Linked DNA regions of Mus musculus: region 1 is linked to region 2. Evidence: chromatin loops called from intact Hi-C (ENCODE). Cell type or tissue: heart. All regions are shown on one strand.

Region 1 (2,500 bases), 280 kb before region 2:
CCCAGCGGCCAGAACCAACTTCTAGGAAAGAAAAGAGAGTAAAGGGTGATAACGAAAAGTCAGGTGTGGCACTAGGGTACCTTGATGGGCTTGAGAAAAGAGAAACTGCAAGGAGCATCCCAGACAGGAGTTAGGGGCTCCCCAAGGTCCAGGGGGGCCGGGCTGGGAGGGGGCGGGGGGAACGGCCACGTCAGTCTAGCCCCGCCCGCCACGTTTGGTCCCAGTCCTCTACCGCCACCCTCCGCTCGGGCCCCCAGCTCTCACCGTTCGTCATGGCGGTAGTGCCCGGCTGGGGTGAGGGGTCCGGGTTCAGCTGTGGCGGCTGCAAATGCGGGGGAACCCGGCTCCCACTTGACACTTCCCGATCCGGGCCGTGGTGACGGGGAACGAGCCGTAGTACGCAAGCGCGAGAGCCGAGCGAGAGAAACGCCGAACTCAATCAGGCATAATTAGCTGATCGTCGAGCCAAAGCCTCGCCCTGCCTGCGTAGCGTCTGCGTCCCTACGTAGTGGGAGGAGAGCGTGTTGGGCGAGGCTTCCTTTGTGGTCATGGCAACCGGAAGTCCGCCTGCTTGCTCCTGTCTAATTAGACCGACTGGACCCAGACAGTGTGTTTGAAAAATAAAGGCTGTAGGGATTGCTCTGTGACACATGTTCAGTGTGCCAGAACATGTCGTTCCCCGTTGTATCTACTTGAGAACAAAACTTAGGGTTCCAGTGATTCATGACCAAGAAACAAAAGAAAGCCATCCCGTTTCCTCCAACTTATTTAGGTGACAACTGGTAGTGAAATCAGGTACAGTTCCAAGAGAAAACACTTGGGAACCAGGCTATAATGCGAAGCAATTGCACGTAAGGTGGCGCACGTGTGTATACTACAGCAGGGTCACTGTATCTTACCATACCAAGCTGAAAACGTCACCACTGTCAGGATAGTTGGACCGTTCTTGGGGACACGGCTTGTTTGTTTTGTTTTGTTTTGTTTGTTTGTTTTGCTTCTATGCTCTGCAGCAGTAATATGTGCTGTAATATCTGAAACCCGACGAGAGTTTGAGTGCTGAGGGGGATACCACAGTAGTTGCTCGGACTCCTGGGACAGCCCTTGTTAGGTGGCTTCTTGCGGAAATCTAGCCAAGCTGCCTCTGACTTTCGTAAACGGAATAAGAAACTATAACAAAAGCCACATGCTTCCGATCCTAAAGCTTTCGGTTGTCAGAAGCATTCAGACAGCTTCCTGTTTGTTAGAATGACTTTCTTTTCCTTAAATTACCAGGATAGTTTCCTTTATCTGCAGAGTTTAAGTCATGCTGGCCTCACCTCTTCAGAAATGTACCCTGGCTTCTCTGAAGATGTTTTGACTAGATGATGACAGTCTAATGGTGGGCTGGCGTGCAGGGAACAAAGCTTTAGGTTCTGCTTTGTAAACTGGGACCTTCAATTATAGACAGCTGGGTCTGCTTTTCTAGAGTCTGACTGAAAGTGCTGCACTCAGAAACCTAAGAATTCTGTCCATTCCTGCTACAGTGCCATCTGCTGGCTGTGAACCGCCTGGTTACCTAGAACAAAACTGTCAGAAGACTTGGAATGGACAGTCAAGAGGAGGAAACCACTAGTAGAGTAGCCACAGTGTTTGATGTAGGAAAGAGTACTTGAGCCGGGCAGTGATGGCACACGCCTTTAATCCCAGCACTTGGGAGGCAGAGGCAGGCGGATTTCTGAGTTCGAGGCCAGCCTGGTCTACAGAGTGAGTTCCAGGACAGCTAGGGCTATACAGAGAAACCCTGTCTTGAAAAACCAGAAGAAGAAAAAAAAGAGTCATTGAAAAAAATATACTCAAATTAAGAAATTACAGCATCAAAAACCAAAAGATATATAGAAAAACCCTAACATAATCACTAATATAATCACTTGGATTACATATGTGTGTATACACACAGGACATTCCACAAAGCAAGACAGGACTGCAGAGATGGCTTAGTGGTTGACAGCATTTGCTTCTCTTGTTAAGACCTTCGTTAGGTTTCCAGCATCCAAGTGATGGCTCACAACGATATGTTCCTCTGGTTCCAGGAGATCCTGTTGTAGAAATAATAATAAAAATTGTTCCTCACACTTAGAGATGAAGGCAAAGATCTGTACTAAAGTGCCTGGCTGACTGTGGTTAATGCCTAAATTAGAGTCAGCCTTGACAGGATTGTACTAACTGGTAGCTTCAGTATGCTTGGCCCAGGGAGTGGCACTATTAGGAGGTGTGGCCTTGTTGGAGGAAGTGTGTTACTGTAGGGTGGGCTTTTAGACCCTTTCTCCTGGCTGTAGTCAGATCAAGATACAGAGCCCTCAGCTCCTCCAGAGCCATGCCTGCCTGGACAACTGCCATGCTTCCAACCATGATGATAGTGGACTGAACCTCTGAACCTCTAAGCCAGCACCTTTGTAAGAGTTGCCTTGGCCGTGGTGTCTCTTCACAGCAATGGAAACTCTAAGACACTAACTCATATACA
Region 2 (2,500 bases):
ATTACTTAGAACCCAGAGATGCCAAACAAGGAAGGTCCTTCCGGTTTGCTGCTTTCATTGCTCTTCTAACCTGGCAGACCTAGGTTTGGTGTCATTTTAATAAAAGTCATTAAAGTTGGTCGAACCAACAAGAAGACCAATTGTAACACAAGGAGCAGACTATGCAGGGACCGGATACTAGATAAAACTTTAACAGTCCGCTGTTGCTTTCTCAAGAACTCTTTTTTTTTTTTTTTAAAGCAAGTCATATTCTCTTGGAACAGTGGCAGAAGGCGCTCTTGAAAAGCTACGCCTGCACTTTTTAAAGGACAAGACACTGAAAAGGATGGTAGTAAAAACCCTCGGTGCTAACATGAATATGGGACACCAAGCGGCTTCTGAAAACACGGGGACGAGGGCGGGACAGAGTAGTAACACAGAGCTCAGACTGTGTCGGATGGAGAGACGTCCGTGCCTGGTGTGGCGAGGGGGGTGCAATGGGAAGAGCTGTCCCGGGACAGCACAGGGACTTGGGAGGGAAAGTCGGCCCGAGTCAGGTCGCCCAAGGGTGGGGCTTTGCGGAAGAACCTCACCGGGGTGAGAGTTGGCCAAAGCCGCGGAGAAGGCCGCGTCTGGCCACCCCGCCCATCCCTGGTGCTGGCACGAAACCCGACTCTGGGCAAGCCGGAAGGAGTCAAGCCAGGGACTTGGTCCCAAAGCAACAAGTGCCCATGCAGCTCCCAGAGAGGCTGCAGAGCTGCAGCGGGAAAGAAGACCCCCGTACAGCCGACCCTTCCCGGCCTCATCCCTGACCCCTCCGCACTCACTCCGCCACACGACGCTCTTCAGTCCCCGCTCCGATACCGGCGGCGCCATCTTCCCCCAGCCGTGGAGCTACAGCCACCGCCTCCCACTCGCAACCTACTTTGGCCCTGAAAGCTGCGCTCGGGGGCGGGCCCTTCCCCTCGCGGTGGGGAGGCTCCGCCCCCTCCGCGGGCCGCGCCCTCAGGTGACGTCACGCGCATCAACTAGGGCGTGTCCCGCCTGTGCCTGGACTGCGGCTGCGTAGTGTGGTCAGACTTCTGTGCACTGTCTGGCGCCCCCTAGCGGAAGCCTACTATAACCCATATCTCAGTGTCCAATTTGGCATCAGAAAGCAAATATGTGAACTAACACAATTTATACAATTATGAATTTATACATACCGGGTCTTTTTTATTTTACATTTATCTGTGTGTATGTATGCATGTGTGCATACCAAGGCTCGCAGGTGAAGGTCAGAAGACCTCATCTTCCACAGTGTGGGTCTTGGGATGGAACCTAAGTTGTCAAGACACATCCTGCCATCCCCAATACGGAGACTTTATGCTTTACAAAATAATGTTTCATTCAGCAAAGCAATTCAAACTATACTGTTCAGAAGCCTGTTCAACCGCCATATGGGAAGTCTATCCCTCTCAACTTCATTTTAATAATTTTTGAAGATCATTGATTATTTAAGCTGTAAGGTAACCACCAGTGTTCCCAGAACTGTGATAGAGTTTCAGAAAAGTCTAAGAAATGAGAGACCCTCTTATTCCTATGAAGAATTTTACATTTTAAGTTATAGAGCACGATTCCTAGAATTGTTAATTCCACAAGGCAGGAGTAAGACCACTACCATAATTTTAGAGCTAAAATTGAAGCAAGCTTTATTATATCCAGGAGCACCAGAGACCTGGCCAATTAGGGGTTAGAGAGAGAAGTGCTGAGAGTCCCTTTTAAGGAGCAAAATAACAAGTAGTTGCAAAACAGTGTTACAGAAGCAAGACAACAGGGCAGTTGGGAAGTATAGGAAAATTTCAAAAGGACAAAAACCAAGTACTTAGTGATAAGGGAGGGTCAAAGTGTTCTCAAAAACAAGTCATGGTCACAGGGTGGTGCAGGGCAGGTTCCAAGAAACAGAAACTTAAAAACAGAAACTCAACTCTTACAATAAACGAAACTTTGTGTTTAACAATACAACAAAATGTCTCCTACCTTAAAAATGGAGTCAGGCAGGTTTCTCATTCTCCCCTTGACCTTTGTGTCCTTCTCAAATCCTTGATAGGGGACTGTCTTTAATAATGTTGTCAAGTGGCAATGATTCTAGCCTTGTTTGGTGGATGCAGGGCCCAATTATGGTAGCCAGTAGAAACATTAGCAGGCCAAAGAAGGGGAGAGCCATCTTAGCCATGTTGTCGGTCAACATTTGTTTGAAAGATTTTGTTTATTTATTTCTCCATCAATACTTGTCAATAGTATGAGAAGAATCAGAGATACTAAAACAGCACATTTCGGTAAATTGCTGACAACCAAGATTACATTTAAGTAACAGGTAAGAGGGATCTTTTCTGACACAGAGTTTCCTTGTTGACTATCTATCTGGTGGTAGATGGAGCCAGAGGTTATACCCCAAACTATTAGTTACACACAGGGTTCCTTTGGGTATGCTAAGTTCAATCGAGGTGATTGATGAGTCTTCCTTTCTGCTTCTTATTTT

Evidence for each region. Peaks named below come from ENCODE experiments on the same cell type or tissue, not always from the same donor. Only the 100,000 strongest peaks of a DNase experiment are listed, where the experiment ranks them.
Region 1: a loop joins it to region 2, with 2.3 times the contacts of the local background. A loop is called at or near these places in 1 of 42 quality-filtered maps.

What each region holds. Positions count from the first base shown.
Region 1 is chr3:108,562,007-108,564,506 of GRCm38, forward strand. It overlaps Tmem167b (transmembrane protein 167B), which reads right to left and starts at 460. Exons shown (of 3, transcript NM_026198.2): 1 at 265-460. The coding sequence starts at 274. In heart, CTCF peaks have their summits at 267 and 1,530 (motif pointing left); DNase peaks (open chromatin) are centred at 465, 1,105 and 1,545; H3K4me3 peaks cover 1,636 bases; H3K27ac peaks cover 1,470 bases.
Region 2 is chr3:108,839,614-108,842,113 of GRCm38, forward strand. It overlaps Stxbp3 (syntaxin binding protein 3), which reads right to left and starts at 889. Exons shown (of 19, transcript NM_011504.1): 1 at 807-889. The coding sequence starts at 855. In heart, a CTCF peak has its summit at 1,084 (motif pointing left); a DNase peak (open chromatin) is centred at 968; H3K4me3 peaks cover 1,087 bases; H3K27ac peaks cover 968 bases.